2 separate regions of the Homo sapiens genome follow, and region 2 is linked to region 1. A link is a loop called in an ENCODE intact Hi-C map of the cell type or tissue named here. Cell type or tissue: ascending aorta. All regions are shown on one strand. Each heading gives the region's core, and the rest is flanking DNA. Links, peaks and the distances in the headings are about the cores only.

The links. A loop is a pair of places that touch in the nucleus more often than their neighbours do. Peaks named below come from ENCODE experiments on the same cell type or tissue, not always from the same donor. Only the 100,000 strongest peaks of a DNase experiment are listed, where the experiment ranks them.
Region 2: a loop joins it to region 1, with 2.6 times the contacts of the local background. A loop is called at or near these places in 6 of 110 quality-filtered maps.

Annotation. Positions count from the first base shown.
Region 1 is chr10:4,044,789-4,054,728 of GRCh38, forward strand. LOC107984195 (a long non-coding RNA gene) reads left to right here. Exons shown (of 10, transcript NR_176060.1): 3 at 6,929-7,369. Among named protein-coding and RNA genes, the nearest start is that of MIR6078, 59 kb to the left of the region's middle. In ascending aorta, for the core only: no CTCF peak of the experiment used is centred there; a DNase peak (open chromatin) is centred at 6,453; H3K4me3 peaks cover 1,318 bases; H3K27ac peaks cover 2,500 bases.
Region 2 is chr10:3,940,756-3,950,695 of GRCh38, forward strand. LOC105376367 (a long non-coding RNA gene) reads left to right here and starts at 2,191. Exons shown (of 3, transcript XR_930585.3): 1 at 2,191-2,459; 2 at 5,389-5,598; 3 at 7,754-8,602. In ascending aorta, for the core only: no CTCF peak of the experiment used is centred there; a DNase peak (open chromatin) is centred at 4,480; H3K27ac peaks cover 2,500 bases.

The DNA of each region.
Region 1 (9,940 bases), core at 4,915-7,414:
AACACTGTCTCTTCCTCATGCCTCTTCCCACCATCTTTCCTCCATGAGTGTCTGTGTCTTAAGCTCTTCTTACAAGGACACCAGTCATACTGGATTGGGGCCCATCCTAATGACCTTATCTTACCTTAATTACCTGTAAAGACCTTACCTCCAAATATAGTCACACTCTGAGGTATTAAGGATGAGGACCTTTAACACATGGATTTTGGGGAACATGGTTAATTCAGTCCATAACACCAAAAATTATTTTAAATCAGAGTTCTTTGAAAGTGAAAGACAATCTCTTGTTTGAGTCCCCTACCCCACCTCTCTAACCAGGTATGGAGTTTTAGTAAGCCTGTCCTCGTGTATCCCACATGGACCAGAGGTGACTGGACACACTGTAAACAGCATACTTTACTCATGAAGAAGAAGTGCAGCAGCCAGAAGAGGCTGTGGGAAACATTACATCCCTGCGGAGCTAGGTCACTTTGGATGAAATATTTATTTTCCATTTTTTCCACCTTCGGAGACATGGAACATTTTTTTTCCTGTTTTCTGTTGGTTTGCTTTTTTTTTCTTTCAGATGTTGAGGTTCTAAAATTTTAAATATCCTTAGCTTAGCTTAGCCAATAGAAAAAAAAGTTTTTTTTTTTTGTTTTTGAGATGGAGTCTTGCTCTGTCACCCAGGCTGGAGTGCAGTGGTGCAGTCTCGGCTCACTACAAGCTCTGCTTACTGGGTTCAAGTGATCCTCATGCCTCAGCCTCTCCTGTAGCTGGGATTACAGGTGTCTGCCACCACAGCTGGCTAATTTTTGTATTTACAGTAGAGACCGGGTTTCACCAGGTTGGCCAAGCTGGTCTTGAACTTCTGACCTCAGGTGATCTGTCCACCTCGACCTCCCAAAGCACTGGAATTACAGGCATGAGCCACTATGCCTGGCACAAAAGTTCCTTTTGAGATCAAAGAAGATAATGGCTTGTCATTAAAATTGTATTTTTTGCATTGAAAAAAAAAAAAACTGCTACCATGGATGGAAAACATTCTAATCCCCTTTCCACCCTCACAAAGTATTCAGATGAGGGAAGCAGGCTGGGTATGGGACATCTAAGAGTAGATTCTGGCTCTGTTGAGACTTTTTCATATTACAATAGCTCTGAGCTTCTGGAAACTTAGGCTAAGGGACCTGATTTTCTAAGACTGCATGTTCTAAATAACAGATAAAACAGCTGAGTCTCCATTTAGCCTGGTCACTTGTGTCTCTTCCATTTCTTCTTAGGAAATGCAAAATGGTGGTGCTCTAACAAATAGGAAGCATTTTAGAAAGCATAGCTACTCTCAATGCATTAACTAGCAAGATGGAAATAAATACACGCAGCTTGTATCTTCTGATAAAACTCTATGACAGAGAGGAGGGAGCAGGCCTGGGTGCATGGGGAAGTGACACCTCCTGAGCAGCCAGGGTGTCTGATGCTGCCTGAATGTCCGGTGATCACATGTGATTGGCTCAGGAAAGTCCCAGAATATTTTAGGGTATTTAAGGTTTTGACTGGCAAGTAAATTTTTAATAACATTATTTTCTTACGTGCAGCAAATCATCTTTTGTTTTTTAAAGCATGCCCTTTTAGAAAATAGCAGTTCACTTAAAACTGAACTCATGGCGGGCGCCGTGGCTCACGCCTGTAATCCCAGCACTTTGGGAAACCGAGGCGGGTCGATCACCTGAGGTCAGGAGTTCAAGACCAGCCTGGTGAAAGTGCAAAATTCCGTCTCAAAAAACAAAAACAAAAATAAACAAACAAGCAAACAAACAAAAAAAAACCTGAACTCACATGACAGATTCGAAATATAGATTCTCAAAATAATTATTAGATATTTCCACTCCGAGGAAGACTATTGCTCTCACCCATGTTTGCATCTTCTTATTTGAAGGGTGACTTTATAGTATCCAAAAAAATTGGCTCAAAAAAAGATGAACGTTTAAATCTAAGCTTCCTTTCTGCAGATCTGTATACTACATCATTTTAGGTTATTTCTTACTTTTTGTGTTTTAAGAAACAAATTGGGGTGTAGTGTCTTACTAAGCTATTTGGACTTGTTCCTACAAATACTTATGTAAGAGTTCACCAAAAAGAGAATTTATAGGGAGCGCTGCCAGCCTCCAACATTGCAATGTAGAAAAACAGAGTTACAAGTGAAACTGGTCCTTGCCCTTTGTTTTCACTCTTCTGTTTAATTAGGGGAGGCATAGCTGTGGATAATTTATATTCAGTATCATGCACCCTATTAATTATCTTTTTATTCCCAACAAGGCCTTCAGACAACACTCCCGCACTGGGTTTATGAGAGTAACCCCCACCTTCCCAGGAAGTTGGAAGCATTGCCCCAGCCTTTCCAGAAGCTCTGCCTGCCGTTAGCTTGGATCATGAAAATTGGCTCGGCCAGGAGAATACATTATAAGGCCCCAAACCGCGCCAAATCTTAAGCCCTCAGAGCATAAAGATAAACTGATTTACAATTATTTTCATTAAAATGTCATTTTAGGTATATGAATGAACAAGACCCTGGTAAATATTTACTATCTATTCTGCACTACAAAAAGTAGGGAAAGAAAGACTCACCTACTTTCAAGTTGTATTCAGTATCTGGGAAGATAATTTTAAAAGGAAATCTTTAAAAGACCTTATCTATAGAGGGATGTTTTGGGCTCTGAGCCCCCTGAGAATAAAGGCTGGGTTTGTCTTGTTGACAGCTGGAACCCAACCTGTGAGATACCAGCTAGCACACAGTAAGCATCTGATAGACAACTGTTGGGTGGAGGTTGTTGATGGAATCCTAATAAAGAGACTATTACTTTTTTATTTTTTTTTTGGAGACAGAATCTCATTCTTTCGCCCAGGCTGGAGTGCAATGGTGTAATCTCAGCTCACTGCAACCTCCACCTCCTGGGTTCAAGCGGTTCTCCTGCCTCAGCCTCCCTAGTAGCTGGGATTACAGGGGCCCGCCACCACGCCCGGCTAATTTTTGTATTTTTAGTAGAGACAGGGTTTCGCCATGTTGGTCAGGCTGGTCTCAAACTCCTGACCTCAGGTGATCCACCTGCCTCGGCCTCCCAAAGTGCTGGGATTACAGGTGTGAGTCACAGTACCCAGCCCAAGAGACTATTACTCTTTACAGTTCTGATCTGTAAGTCTTGACTATCACTCTTTACAGTTCTGATCTGAGAGTGGTATGATTGTCGGCAACTTCTAGCTGAGAGTGGTATGATTGTCGGCAACTTTTGGAAGAAGGATCTGGAGAAGATGTGAAATTCTGTATGAGATATTTGTTGTTTTGCAGATTAACCTAACACAGAATGATACGGAAGTATGTTTTATTTAAAAATCAAATTGTAAGTATATAGGTAATGGGGAATTCTCAAAGTAACCAAAGATTCCTTTAGGATTCTGCTGATGATTTGTGAGCAGAGCCTCTGCTTCCTTTCCCTTTAAGTACGGCAGACTAAACAGACCCAAATAGAGTGATTTATTGATTCCATGGAAAGTATTAAAATCACATATTCCAAGCAAAAAATATCTTTATCATTATGCTAACCACTAAGTTGTGTTATTTCCCCTCACATGATACTCTGAGTGTGTCTTTTTGGTGGAGTGTGCAACTGTCATACCTAGATCATTGCAACACTTTCCCAGATGAATGACCTAACATGGACTCTCCATATTCTTTTTCATTCTATGCACTACAGCCAGACTAATCTTCCTTAGAAATTACTTTCATCTGTCTCCTTGCTTGAGCATTTCCAAAAGCTCAGTGCACTGCACTACGTCAGCCTCTGTGTCCTCCAGGATCTGATCCTGCTATTCTGGAGAACAAACTCCTCCCACCATCCAAGTGCCCCACAGGCCAGTCTGATTTATTCCTGGACTCATCTGACCTTGGCCCAAGAGGGCCTTAGTTGCAATACACTGTCCTATCTCCTCTTCTTATCCAGAGCAATATGGTCCACTTAGGCAATTTGGTCCAGAAGGTCTCCCTGAATCCTAACACCCCAGCTGTCAGTGTTACTTCTCTTTGAGTCCTTAATCCTTCAAGTTCACAGTCATAAAACCTGGATTCATCTTTACCCTCTACTTGTTTCATGAATGTGAGCCTTGGGACCTACGTAAATGGTGAACTCTTAGAAGGCTAAGACCGTGATATTTTGTCTCTTCAATAACACTGATCAAGATAGCAACAAAACAAAAGCTATGACAAAAAAAGAGGTACTTTTAAAACTCTTGGCTTGATACTCAGAAATTACATATTTAACCAATCTTTGACTAATATTCTCAGTAACCTAAAACAGTCTAAATTCAACAACGGGGAAACCAAAAAACTGAACACAAATGCATTGATTTTACAGCCTTGTTTAGGGTTTTTGTAGGCATAGAAATAATATGACATTACATAAGGGTATGGATTTCAGGGATAGAGATCAGTCACCAGCACACCGGGGAACACATTTTGTCTCATTCCATGATCTATCAAAGAGCTGTTAGAAATCCTAGGGCGAGCACACGGCTGGTGGCCATTCACTGCAAGGAAGGAGAACTGTTCTTTTATTTTTACATGCCAACATCTAATTATGAGAACATTAGCCATTTCACTTATAGAAATCTGTAGATAGTCTTATTTTATTCTCTAATCACAAGTAATATTTCCCATGGTATTAAGAGAGTCAAATTAACTATGATTGCATTCTCACAGCCTGGGAGCTAGACTCCACTCGGGACATCTTTGACGGTGCTGGATGAGAGCTGCTTATTCATTCTGCCTTCAACTATTGTCTGCTATTTTGTAAAGTTTCACCGAAAGATTTGAACGTGGTTTTGGAAATGAACCACCTCCATGCTCAAGCTTGAAAGTTTTCAATACGTGCATATGAACTGAGAACAGGGAGCCTAGGAGAGGCTGAGGATGAGGAAGAATGGGCGGTGTCTTCTGTGATCGAGTTTCCTTAGCGGGGCATTTGTTCCTGGGGGCAGAATTTAGGCACCAGATCAGACTTCTCTACAGAATCAGCTAAGCTGGCTGAGCTGATCTTGAGTAAAGTAGTAAAGTAAATGATGAATTTGTTGATGAGAATCAGCAAATCTAGTCCTACCACTTCATTCCTACTAATCCTTGGCTGGGCTGGGAGGACTTTGTGTGGTAGGGAAACCCATTGCCATGGTTCTAATCCTCACATCCTGGGTGCGCATGGTGCATGTGGCTGCCTTGCCTGGAACATGTGTTCATAGACTGTTCCACATCCTTGGAAAGTTAAGGGGGCTTTACCTAGAGTCTTGTGCCATCTGGATGTCTACCTCTGACTTGCTTCTCTTTAATGAAATTCATGACATGTGAAGTAGTGACCGCCGATTGATGCCAAACAGCAATTTGAGCCTCATTACTGACAATGTTTGTAAAAGCACAAAGTGAACCATTGTGGAAAATTAAGGGAAATGGTACTTATTACGTAATAATAAGAAACTTACACATTATTTTTATTTGGTGGAGATACTTTGGATGGATTTGTATGAGCTAAAATCACATTTTTCCCTTGGCCGGTCTTAATCACACTCCAAGTCTTTGCACTTTCTCATGTTCTCACAGAAGCATCATAGTCATCACTGGAGCAGGCAGGGATTGCTATCCCCATTTTACAGATGATGAGACTGAGATGTGAAGCTCTTTATGAGCATCATAACAACTAACACTTACTGAGTGCTTATAACATGGGAGGCATTATTCAGAATGCTTATGGGTATCAACTAATGAATGTAATCCCAAGGTCAAACTACGAGGTAGGTTCTAGTATTATTTCCATTTTGTAGATGAGAAATTGAGGCACAGAGAGTCTGAGCAACTTGCCTGTGGTCACACAGCTAATAACTGGAACCTAGTTATTCTGTCTTCGGAGCTTCCATTTTAACCACTTTGCTATGCTGTCTTTGTCATTACAGTTCTATAACTAATACTCACTTGCACTTGTCTGTTTATACATCTGCCCTTCCTTTACAGAATTTGAGCTTCTTGAAGGAGATCATTTGTTTCATTCACATTTTAAAATTTTGGTGTTGACATAGTATCCCGGCAAAAGGCTGGTTTTCAATCTGTGCTCACTTGAATATATAAGAATAATTAATCTGCTGCTGGTTTCCTACGAATAAACATTCATGCTACAACTTGAAATCAGCCTTTTGACTTTTAATCTTTTGAAATGTGATTTCAAGGTTTATGTTTTCTGTCTAAAATAGGTCAAATTGTTTTTTGAACAATGTATTCCTTGTCTCAGTTCCAACTGTGAGTATGGGTCAGTTTTCTGGAATGGTCAAGAATAGTTTGACCACACACAAATGTTCACAAGCAAATGGAAATTTGTTTCTAACTTTCCCTTTGCCAAATCACATGCGACACTGTCAGTCCAGACCCTCCTTTTACTTCCTGCTCTCGTTTTCCTCCCCAGCTCCCAGCCTATCTGCGCGAGCTTCTGTGTCCTAAATAACTTGGGAGTTACCAGTCTTCTTTAAGGATCTGGTGTTCTAAAAGGTTTCTAAAGAATTTTATGAGGTTTTTATTACTTAATTGACAAGAATTTATTAGCTAGAGTGGCAAGTAAATAAGGACGTCTTAAAAACAAAAAGTTGTTTTACTTCCCATTTCACTTTCTCTCTCTCTAGCTGTTTTCCTTCACTAATATTTCCAAAACACACAACAACAGTTGGCATCGCTCGCATATAAACAGCTCTTCCATGTCACTGAGAAAACGAGCAAGATCCAGGGAGGAAAAATGGATACAGGATATAAATAGAAAATCCTCAAAACAGGAATTTCAAAATGTCAACAAACAGGCAAAACTTTCTTTCAACAGCGCTATTATGACTGGTATGTTTCACTTGCTTTTTTTTTTTTTTTCTTTTTCTCCAGCAAATTGCTCAAATGTCGGTGTGCTCTCATGAACAGAAACGATGGCACGGTGGGTCCTGGTCTCAAGACTTCCTCTCAATGATTCAGAGGTCTTGGGGGTTTTTTGTCTGAATATCAGGCAAAGAGGAAGGACGGCTACAATGGAGGAGTCTCCTACCACGCTTGTGGTCGTCACTGTAGTGCTCAGTTGAATGGTGTGTCCATTGGGGTTGGAGTCCCCATCCTGTTCTGGGTCCTGGCCCCCCACAGGCTCCAGGGACATAACCCTTCCAGTTCAGGATCATGTGCTGGGGCACTGTTCCCTGAGGTGGGACTCTGGGCTGTAACAGCTGCTTTTGAAGCATGTTCCAGCTTCAACCACGTGCTTGGACGACACCAGCTCTTCCCACATACTCTTCCCCAGCTCTTGTGTTGAGTTTGGCTTCCACCTTCCTCCAGCTGGTAAGGTTCTCTGTTTCTCTTTGATGTGTGGGTTTCAAATCTTGGTCATAATCCCTTCACCTGCCATGCTCTGTTCTACCTTGAATAGGCTTTCATATTTTGAATTCTGGACCAGAGATGGGTTCTTGATACTCATCTTTTCCAGAAAATTTTGCATTGCTTTTGCAAGCAAGCCTGAGCCAACGGCAGAACTCTGCATCGCGCTGTGTTTCAGGGTGGGAAAGCCTTGGCCGCAGGGTAGGGAGTCTCATTCAATATCTGCTGTGGTGACACTGTCTCCTGCCACATAGAGAAGCTGCCAGCATAATGTTACATATGCTGCATGGTTGCACCCACTTATACTGGCAATCAAAACTACATGAATTACTGCAACAAAGAAAGTATTTTTGTCTATTGAATGATCCAAAATTACAAAAAAAAAGTGAAAAAGTGGCTACACTTATGCATCATTTATGGGAGTGTAAATTATATATATATATATTAAACAGGGTCTCGCTATGTTGCCCAAGCCATTCTGGAGCTCCTGCGCTTAAGTGATCCTCCTGCCTCAGCCTCCCAAGTAACTGGAATTATAAATGTGAGCCACTGTGCCCAGCAATTACAAAATTTTTGGAATGCAATTGGGAAGTACAGCTGAAAAACTTCAGCAACGTGGGCTGTTTGATTGTACAATCGCACTTCTTGGAATTTATCCTACAGAAATCAGTAGTCAAGTTCACAAAAACTGACAATAGCCATTACAGAGAAGCAGAAGAAAGGGAAATAAAAACATTCAAACCTACCAACAGGAGATTGGACAAATAAATCATGTTATAACTATACAATGGGCTATTATGTAACCATTAAAATGATCATCTATTCTAGATCTATACTTATTGCAATATAATAATAACCATAATATATAGTTATTTGATAAAAGAAGGTAGCACATGTGAGGTAGTACATCTCATTTCTATTAGAAAAAACTACACACAAACACAAACATCGAAGAAAGGGATCTGGGAAGAGAAGACAAGAAGCTCCCGGTGCATTGCTCGGGAGAAACACAACCTATGCCGTCAGTAACTAATTCCCAGGGCGACATCATTGGCAATTTCACTTATTTATGTTTTTCAATATTGATTATATACATATATATATATATATATATACATATTTAACCAAGATATTATAAGATTATTTTTATTTTTTTGATTACCATTTGTGTGATTGTGGTTCCCAAGTGCCAGGCTCCACAGAAAGTTTTACAATCATTTACAGCTGAAGTCTCAAAACTGCCTCAGGTCAGAATCACCGCGATTCTGTGCTTTTATAAATGAGGCATGCAGAATTGAAACAATTTTACAAGTTCATAAAACTAGTGACCAGTGGAGCTGGTATTTGAACCCTGACCGTCTTGTATGATCATGAATTATTCTCATGGTCAGAAAAAGAGATGATAAAAATCTACTTATTGAAAAAGAAGAAAAGAAAGTATTTCTCTCATCTTCATAACACTGGACAATACTTAACCTCTTTATTCATAAAATATTAAACAAATGCAAAGTTAAATAAGAGGTTGCTATTTTTTTTTTTTTGCTTTTTGTTTTCTCTTTCCACCCAGAGTCTAGAGTATTTCATAGTTAATTTTCTGGTTATTAAAGATATCATCAAGCTGAACATTCTTTCATTACAAGGGATAATCAGCTGATTTCTGTGTTTTTCTTCTCTGTGAGAAACATGCCCACAGAAACTGTTCTTTCCAAATCTACTCATGGACATATTAAAAAGAAGGTCTGCTCCCCTGATGATGCAAGAGGCCCAAGAGTCCGAATGGCAGACCTGATCAAGTGGGCTTGATCACAGGGGCTTGGCTGCTACGAATGCTTGGTGGTGTCCATAGATTACAGAGGTAGACGGTGTTTGTGTTAGTCTGTTCTCATACTGCTATAAAGATACTACCCAGACTGGTTAATTTATAAACAAAGGAGGTTTAATTGACTCAGAGTTCTGCATGCTCGGGAGGCCTCAGGAAACTTACTGTCATGATGGAAGGGGAAGTAGGTACCTTCCTCACAAGGCAGCAGAAGAGAGTGTGTGTGCGAAGGAGGAACTGTCAAACGCTTATAAAACCATCAGGGATCTAGTGCAAACTCACTCGCTATCACGAGAACAGCATGGGGGAAACTACCTCCATGATCCAATCACCTGCCTCCCTGGACAGGTGGGAATTACAATTCAAGATGAGATTTGGGTGGAAACACAGAACCAAACCGTATCAATGTTGATTAGCTATTGGGCAAATCCATGGCAGAAAACTTACTATAAAAACCAGATATTCACAACATTTCCAGCTGCACAGAGAACACTGACAGATGCATGAAAGAAATGTTTTCTGCCACCACGAGCTTTCTGCCATTCTGGAAATAAATAACATACACAGAACACACACAAATACACATGAAATACTATCTCATTATTCCTCCCAGAAAATCTTAAGGCTCATATCCACACACATACATGCATGCACACACATACACTGTTGCTGGACTGTCAAAAAGTAATTTAGGATCACAGTTCCACCACTCTCAC
Region 2 (9,940 bases), core at 3,175-5,674, 110 kb before region 1:
CTAGAGAACCAAGGTTCAGCGTGGTGACTATAGTTTACAACAATGTACTGTATACTTGGGATTTGCTGAGAAAGTAGATTTTAAGTGTTGTCACGACACACACATACACAAAGGGAAGGTGGTGGACGTGTTAATTAGCTTGATTGGGGTAATCATTTTACAATGTATATGTATATCAAAACATCACATTCTACACCTTGAATATATACTATTTTTATTTGTCAATTAATCCTCAGTTAAGCTGAAATACATTAAAAAATGAAATAAAAAAAAAAAAAAAAACTTCTTGGAATCCCAGGGGAAGAGGAAGAGTGCTGGGATGTCTCACGACAGCATGGCTCCGAGAAAGCATGGCTAAAAGACGCTGCTCTTCCTCGGCTAAGGAGATTTTTGTCGTTCACTTGTTCAACCGGGGTAAGTTCCCTGTTTCTCATAGAGCGATTCTCCTCCCTCAGTCCTAGGCCGCTAAGACGTCAGGGGAGCTGATACACACTTCCAAGAACACGGAGACATCAAAGGGAGCTGAGAGTCCACAGCGGCAGCAAAACAGGTGCTGCTTCACATGCCCTTTGCTAAGAGTCCTGGAGTTTGAAGTCTCCACGGCCGATCTAAAAGCAAGTTCCTGAGGAAGGAGCCGGAAAGTTCTCTGAAACCAGTAGTGGAAGCTAGTCTCTAATAAAACAAAATGTTACCACGCTTCTGGAAAGATTCCACACATCAAACATTGAATAAAAAGGACAATTCGATTAACTGAGGCTGATTTCTTTTGACAAATTGACTTTGAAAAGGAATTCAGAGCAATAAAAAGGCCACGCCCTGACTTGAAAGCTTTAGCTGCTGGAGGGAGAATTCACAACGCATTTGCAAGGGGCTGCCGTAATCAACATGTTTGTAAAACAGGATGAAGGACTGCCCATAAATTTCAAACCCAAATGAGCAGAAAAGCACACAAAGGAGAAAATGATCAATTCAAGGCCCAAATGCCGGCGTCGTGTAAAACGTAACTCATTGAACACACACGCGGTTGGCCCGTGTTGAACATGCGTGACACAGCCCCGTGCAGTGGCTCACACCTGTAATCCCAGCACTGTGGGAGCCTGAGGTGGGCAGATCACTTGAGCTCAGGAGTTCGAACCAGCCTGGTCAACATGGTGAAACCCCATCTCTACTAAAAATACAAAAATGAGGCTGGTGTGGTGGCGTGCACCTGTAACCCCAGCTATTCAGGGGGTTGAGGCATGAGAATTGCTTCAACCTGAAAGGTGTGGGTTGCAGTGAGCTCAGATCGTGCCACTGCACTCCAGCCTGGGTGACAGAGTGAGACTCTGTGGAAAAAAAAGGAAAGAAAGAGAAAGAAAGAAAGAAAGAAAGAAAGAAAGAAAGAAAGAAAGAAAGAAAGAAAGAAAGAAGGAAGGAAGGAAGGAAGGAAGGAAGGAAGGAAAGAAAGAAAGGAAGAAAGAAAGAAAGAAAAAGAGAGAGAGGCAGGCAGAAAGGAAGGGAGGGAGGAAGAAAGAGAAAAAAGGAAAGAAAGGAAAGGGAAGAAACAAGGAAAGGAAGGAAGGAAGGAGGGAAGATACGTGACAGGCCTCCTCTGCCTTTGTTTCTAGAGCTGCTGCCAGCCTGCTGCTGCCTCTCCACGCTTTGCCTGAGGCCAGAGAATCCCACAGACGATGCTATTTCATGGCATCACTCTTTGAACCACTGCAAGCTTCCTTGTATAGCCCCCAAAACACAGGAAAGGCTGCATTTTAGCTGGGCCGGCTTCGAGACCAAGACGCAGTTGATGCACTTCACAATGTACTAATTTGTTGTTCACTCCATGAACAAAAACTGAGGCCTACTAGGTTCCCCAGAGCTGCTCAAGATGCCAGAGCCATGGAGGGGGGTGAGGGGAAGGGCAAGAAGGTGCCCATAGTGCTTATAATGTAGGAAAGGGGGACAGGGACGGGCAGACAGGAAAAGAAGGGAAAAGGCAAGCAGAGAACAAGGTTGTGAAAAGTGCTCTGTAGCCCGGGCGAGAGAGATGTCGGTGACTCCGAGTAAGGCATGATATCAGCATTACAGGGAAGGGCTCTGACTCAGTGTGATCTCAAAGTTGATAGGATTGCTCAAAGATTAAGTATTCAGACTAAAAGAAAGAGGGAGGGACCAGGATAAATTAAATTATCAGCTGGTTTACTGAGAAAACTCAGAGAAGAAGACATTCAGGGAGACACCAAGCCAGGGAGGTGACAAGTATGTGGTAAAATCCGAGCACGCAGAATTTGGGGGAACAGGACTCTAGACTGCCTCTAGAGAGAGCTGTATTGAAGGCCCTGCGACCCAGCACAGAGAAGGGAATGGTGCTCTAGGTCCCTGCCTCTGCAGAAGACAAATCCAGGAAGAGAACCAGGAAACTGCAGAGTAGCCAGCCACATGCGAGAAAAATCTGAAGGAGACGAAAATGTTTCAGGAGAAAGGTACTGAGCAACCAAGGGGCTTAATGCTGCTAGGTCAAGCAGATTCAGAAGTGAGATGCCACTGCTGGCTCTGGAATCGTGGTGTCCCTGGGGCTTGGCTGGCCAGAGCAGTTTCCCTGGGACATGGCCAGAGCAGACTTTTGGAGTGGGTGGGGGGTCGGAGAGGACAAGGAAAGGTGATTCCCTAAGGGGTGAGCGCATGAAGATTAGCAAAGTCGTGGGACTGTGGAGAGAGGTGTGTGTGCAGTGACACTGGGTCTTCCTCTGTTTTGTTTAAATGACAGAGGTTACTAAGCCACGTGGGTTTGTAGATGGTGATGCTAGAGAAGAGGGACACTCATCCTGCAGAAGGGGAAGGAAAATTATCAGTCACGTTCTTGAGAAGACAAGGAGCGCTTGGCTGGGCTGAAAACGCAAGGGGAGGATAGGACCTTTGCCGAGGGCAGGACGACTTACAGTGACACGAGGAAGGCACGAGTGAGGGTAGCAACGCCGTGTGCAGGCAGTCACAGTGTTGGAAAAACCAGGATGTTCCTAAACAAATCTTTTCACTTTCTAATGGAGTGTGAGGAAGGATTGTTAGCAGAGAGTGTGTACCTCTGTTGGGGAGGCCTGTGGAGTGAGGCAGAGACAGTGAAGGTGCAGGGAGCTGCAGGTGGGAGTGTGGGTGCACCTAAGATCAGGGCCTGAACAAAGTGAAGCTGTCATCACAGTGGCAGGAAGGGGGAGGCTACCTTCCCTTCCTGATTCCACTGCTGAGTTACAGGCATGGTTGGGAGCCTAATCCTAACCCTAACCCTAACCCTAACCCTAAACCTAACCCTAACCCTAAACCCTGACCATAACCCTGAAGCCTTACTATGACCCTAACCTTAACCCTAATGCTTAACCCTAACCCCAACTCCAACCCCTAAGCTTTAACCCTAACCCCTAACCCTAACCTCTAACCCTAACCCTAATGCTAACCCTCGGTGGGTGTGGATGACATTTTGACCAGGGTTGGGATTTGCCAGGGGAGTTCAGCCAGAGAGAGTTGGGCAAGGTGAGATGAATAATATTTCAGCTAGGATCAGATCAGGTTCTTCTCCAAGTAACAAAGACCAAAACTAAAGGGTCTTGAATACAATTGAAGGGTTTTTGTTATTATTATTCTTTTTTGTTTTTTGAGACAGAGTCTCACTCTGTCACCCAGGCTGGACTACAATGGTGCGATCTTGGCTCACTGCAACCTCTGCCCCCTGGGTTCAAGCAGTTCTCCTGCCTCAGCCTCCTGAGTAGCTGGGATTATAGGTGTGCACCATCACACCCAGCTTTTTTTTTTTTTTTTTTTTTTTTTTTGTATTTTTAGTAGAGACAGGGTTTTGCCATGTTGGCAAGGCTGATCTCAAACTCCTGACCTCAGGTGATCCAACCTCCCCAGCCTCCAAAAGTGTTGGGATTACAGATGTGAGCCACAGCACCCAGCCTGTTGTTGTTTCTTTCACATTAAAATCAGGAGGTGGGTGACCAACACAGAGTAGGGCAGCCCAGGTACATGTGTTCCTGAGACACCCAGACTCTGCCATCCCTAACTTTTACCCTCATGGCCCAAAGAGGCGCCCAGAGCACCAGCCATCACATCCACGTTCCAAGCAGCAGGATAAGAAGGGACACAAAAATGAAGTGGAAAAGACATGTTTTAAGGGATATTCCTGGAAACCATCAAATGACACTTTCCTTCATGGTTAGCTTCAATATAGAGAATCTATTCTGCCCAGTCATTTGTCAAGATAAACCTGGGGGCTCTATTTCTATGGAACATCAGTAGGAAGGGCAGGGAGGGGAAACCACTCATCTTCTTAGGGAAGATAACAGTGGGTGAGGAGAAAGAATGAGGCTGATGGATTGAGGCATCGGTGAGTTCAAAGATTTGCTCCAGCTGAAGTACAAGATTCCAGGAAGAAGAGATTGTGGTGGACAGGCCTGGGGCCTGCAAAGCTGACATTCTGGTAGCAGCGTTTGGAGTCACAGAAGGGAAGTTATTGGAGGTAAAGAGGCCCATGGGCCCTGGCGGGACTCATGGAGAGCCTGGAAAGAAGTGAGTGTGGGAGGAACATTTTCTCAAAGCGGCCTCTGGTGTTTAGAATGGAAGGAATTTTGGATTCCCCTCTGTCGTCATCCAGCTAAAAATTTTGAAGACTTTTTTTTTTTTTTTTTTGAGATGGAGTCTTGCTCTTGTTGCCCAGGCTGGAGTGCAATGGCACAATCTCGGCTCACCACAACCTCCACCTCCCCGGTTCAAGCGATTCTCCTGCCTCAGTCCCCTGAGTAGCTGGGATTACAGGCATGCACCACCACACCCAGCTAATTTTGTATTTTTAGTAGAGACAGGGGTTCTCCATGTTGATCAGGCTGGTCTCGAACTCCCGACCTCAGGCGATCCGCCCGCCTCGGTCTCTCAAAGTGCTGGGATTACAGGCATGAGCCACCGCGCCCGGCCCACTGAAGACATTTTAATTGTGCATTCATTCACTCAGCAGACATTTATTGAGTTCTAAATATTCTGCTAAGCCTTAAAAATCCGTTAATGAGAGAGCCTTCACCTCTGGTTAACAGACATTGCCAGTTAAACAGACGCTATCAGCCTTGTCCCCCAGCCAGTAGTCAAAGCTGTTGTTAACAACAGTTGCCATCACAACTGATTTTAAAGTTAAACATTCCATCCATTTCTCTAGATATCAAAGGCACACCGTAATAAACTCATCTAGATGCTGCTGTATGGACGGTCACTTTTGCTAACTGATTGAGTTTCGCAGAAGCCCTTGTGTGCTACTGTCACAGCCTTGACTGGCAATTTGTGTGAATACCTGACTCTGAGTCACAGGACGGAACGGATGGATATGTGGTTTTCATCTGACAATTTATTTTTGTGGTGGTTCACTCACTACAGGGCTTTTCAACTGGTGCATAATTTAGGTTAAAGTTTCTGAGCAGCTCTGGACTGCAAAAGGGCCTCCCTTCACTGAGCAGATGTATATGACCCCGTGCTTCTCCGATTCATACCAAACTTCAGAGAAACTCCGGGAAAGGTTCCTTCTGTATTTATGGATGAGAATTATGTGAAGCCTCTACAACCATCGTAGTTCATATCTCCAGAGAGGTAAAGGAATGCTAACAGAACAAGTCACTGAAAAGGGAGACTTGGCCAGTGACAATCAGGCTTCTCAGCTTCCACAGTGGCTGCAAACCAGTTTGAGCAGATTTCTGTTTGGCCCTTTCTCGGTAGGCTCTACCTCATGAACACCAACCTTTGCATCTGGCACGCTCCTTTTTCAAAGGCATGTCATAGCGGTAAAATAATTTAGTTGCAAAGTAGAGTTCTAAAATAGAATACAGTAGAATTTAATAGATTAAGACATTGTGGAATATATTATAATTGAATAGTAGGGATAAAATAGAAAATATCGGAGACTGTGTCTTGCAACATGAGTAAGAGGAGTTTGATGAAATTAGGTGGGAAATCAAAATTCTAGCCAATTGAGGACCAGGGTGGGGTTTAAAGGGAGCAGTCGCTGTCTATACAAATTTCTTATTCCTGTTTTATATAGAAACTGGGAGATTTTCCCCCCTCTCTTCCTTTCTTCTTTTATCTTTTCTTCCTTCATTTCTTTCATTTTTAAACTTTCATTCTTTTTTCTGTTCTTTTTATCCATCCCCCCCCTCCCTTTCCCTCCCTCCTTGCTTTTTTTCTTTCCTTCCTTCCTTTTTCTCTTTTCTTTTTCTTTCTTTCTTTCTTTCTTTCCTTCCTTCCTTATTTCTTTTCTTTCTTTCTTTTCTTCTTTCTTTCCCTCCCTCCCTCTCTCCTTCCTTCCTTTCTTCCTTCCCTAGCTCCCTCCCTCTTTCTTTCTCTTTCTTTCTTTTTCTCTCTCTCTCTCTCTCTCTTCCTCCACCTCTCTCTTTCTCTTTTAATGAGTCACAGAAAAAAAATCTTTTTAATCTTCTTTTTCCTTTTGTGCTGTGATTTTTAACACCCAATTCTAAGAAAGCTCTGTAATCTTTAGGAATTAGGGATACAGCTTCCAGTAAACTTTCTTTCATTTAGTTACAAATAATTCAATTATAAACCTCAAAGTTTCTGGTTTCTCCGTGTTAGACTCTACTACCTTTGCAGACCACTAAGCCTTTGTTTTAAAAGTCATTTTACAGCTATATCCCCTCTCCCAAAAATAAAATAAAAATTTATTTTTACAAGTCTAATAATAAGTGTTTGAATCAAATTCACTGACCTGCAAAGCAAACTAGAATAAGAACTGAATTTAAAATTCAGAGAAAAGAAGCAGTGGTGTATCAGAGAAAAGGATAGAGATACGTTAGAACAAAAGCAGACAGTTCTTGTCCTTATGGAGTTTACAGTCAAGAAGGAAAAGCACACGAAGTGAAGAACTGGAAAGACAAATGTGCTGGTACTGATGGGGGAGGCTGCACATAAATGGGGCAGGGAATGTCGGGGGAAAACTCTCTGACTTTTCCTCTTATGGTTGCGTAAACCTAAAACTTCTCTAAAGCATAAAATCAGCCAGGCATGGTGGCTAATGCCTATAATACCAGCACTTTGGGAGGCCAAGGCGGGCGGATCACTTGAGCCCAGGAGTTCAAGACCAGCCTAAGCAATATGGTGAAACCCTGTCTCTACAAAAAATACAAAAATTAGCCAGGTGTGGTGGCATGAGCCTGTAGCCCCAGTTACTTGGGAGTGTGAGGCAGGATGATCGCTTGAGAGGTGGAGGTGGAAGTTGCAATGAGCTATGATCAGACCACTGTACTCCAGCCTGGGGACAGAGCCAGACACTGTCTTAATAAAATAAAATAAAATAAATAAAAAGAATAAAATCTATTAAAATGAAAACAAACAAAAAATAGCAACAGCAAAAAAAAAAATGTAAAACTATAATCATGAAAGAAACATAGAGAGGAGCCAGAAAGGGGTGTATTTTGGTGACCTGACCTAATTTTTTCTGTGGAAGCTCGGATCTAAATGAAGAGTTAGTGTTGGCCAGGCAAATGGCTCAATGTTCTGGACACAGGCAAGGTCATGCCCAGAGCCCAGCGGTAGGAGAGGATGGGGCTTGGCACGTTGGAGGATGACCAGGGGGCCAGTCCGGTGGGATGTGGAGAGGGTGGAAGGGAGGCTGAGGGAGGTGGCACTAAATTGGGGCTAACAGCGATGGGCGATTATCAGAGATTTTTAAGAAGGTAAATGCTCTAATAACATTGACTTTTTTAAAACAGTTTGCCCCACTGTGTTTTATTTACAGAGGTATAATTTGCAGTGAAGTGCACAAATCAGTGAAATTTTACGTATGCAACCTTTATCACTCACCACCCAAACCAGAGTGGTGTCTTCCCAACACCCCAGGGCCTCTAGTCCTTTTCCAGCGTTGCCTGAAGACACAAACTACTGATGGCTGCATCCACATGACTGACTTCAAACACAGCACGCTGCAGGAGAAAAGCCGGATACGCGCGTGGAAAGTGGGTGGCTCCACCACCCTGCTGTTCAGGTTTTCTTTCTGAAAGTTCTTTTGGCTTTATTATGGAATAGAGGTTACAGAAAGGCAAAAGCTTTGGCCGTAGCGGGTGGGAAGATCTTCCTTACCCTGGAGGAGGAAGTAGGGTCTCCGTAATGTATGTGTGGTACTCAGGGCTCCCGGCAGCCCGAAGCCAGAGTGTGTCCTCACCCTGCCCCGGGTCAGCCCTGTGACCTGGAGGGAGCAACTGAAAAGCTCTGGGCCTCGGATTCCTCATCTGTGAAATGGGGATGCTAACAGTGCTACCTCCTCTGGTTGGTTTGTGGCAGAGGACACATGAGGCAACCTGTGTAAAATGCTTGGAGGGTGGCCAGTGTGGTTACCATGGAGATTGACTGGTACCGTCTTCCACATCCTGTGTTGACTAAGCGCGCACACCAGAATACAGTTCCAAACGATTATCAAACATGAATACAATTCAGAAAATAAACATGCAGCAAAACTTGCCATAAAGATTGCATGAAACTATCACTTTAAGAAAAATACATTAAAAATTACCTTAAATACCGAAAAGTACTTTTGTAAGTAAGGATCAGTCCAATAAATTTAACCTGTATTTGAATCAGTGTAAAACAACTTGGTTTATAATTTTGTCTTCATCGAGTGGGGGTGACTTTTGTAGCTTCTGTCACTGCTGCCTGGAGTATAGAATTAAACACCTTTTTGCAGAAAAAGCCTCCAGCTGTTTTTTTTTTTTTTTTTTTTTTTTTTACTCTCAGATAATATGGGGTGATTTTTAAAAGACCTGAGACACACAAAATGCTACCTTTTGTAATGCTTTAGGAGGAGGTCTTCAGAAAGTATGAACCAAACGCAAAATAAAAGATTTTTTTTTTTAAACGTTATAAGCACTGCACACGGATGAACTCTGCCAGGCTGGTGGGATTCTTTCTGATTAGATGACTGAATTTTATTTTTGGATTTTCCCCTTTTGCTGTATCCTTTTTATTTCTTAAAAAAGGAAAAAGGGTTAGCTGCCTGCTAGTGCACAGTTCTGCCTTTTACAGAGAAATCTGAAATCCAGGCCAGGGAGAAAAAGATGCTTTTATCCCTCCAGTGTTCGCAGCGTGAAGCATTTGGCGTTCACTCTGCAGCCCTCCTGAAACCAGATCTTCAGTGACCCGGGGCTCAGCCTGGGTGGTGCTGAACAGTGACCCGGGGCTCAGCGTGGGTGGTGCTGAACCCTGGCAGTGGTGTTGGTGGGATCTGTTCAGGAGACCGTGCTGTCTTCTACATTTACCTTTCAGTCTGGTCCTGCAGGGTCCTTTTCCGCCTTCGCTTTTTAGCTCTTAGGGGAAGGGTCCCCTGAAGCTTTCACAAATCCCAGCGGGGCTGCTGATTGGGTCTGAAACAAGATCAAGAAATTCAGGTAGCAAGAAAAGATCGGAGAGGCAGCCAGGGAGAGGCAAAAGGTGGACACTTTTCCTTTCATTGACTTTGAAAGTAGCTTTCTGTGCTTATATTTTGAGAATATAAGAACACAATAGGGAGTATAAACTTTTATAAATGAAAGGAATGAAATCACAGGTATTGCAGGTGAGCTATTAAATCTAGATAGGGAGCACCCCAATATCTGACTCTCTCTGAAACCCCAGGGTGATAGGCCCTGTACAGGAGGGGAGTGAGGCTGTTTATTGGAAAATTCCCATTGAGGACATGTGAACACAAAGAAGGGGATGATACCCACTGGGGCCTATTCGAGGGTGGAGGCATGAGGAGGGTGAAGATTGAAAACCTACCTCTCGGATACTATGCTAATTGTGTGGGCAACACGGTTATGTGTACACTAAACCCCCTCGATACACAATGAGCCCATATAACAAACTTGCACAGGTACCCCTTGAACCTAAAATAAAAGTTGGAAAGAAAGAAAAAAGAAAACACCCAGCAGACCATGTGAGGACATCTACAGCA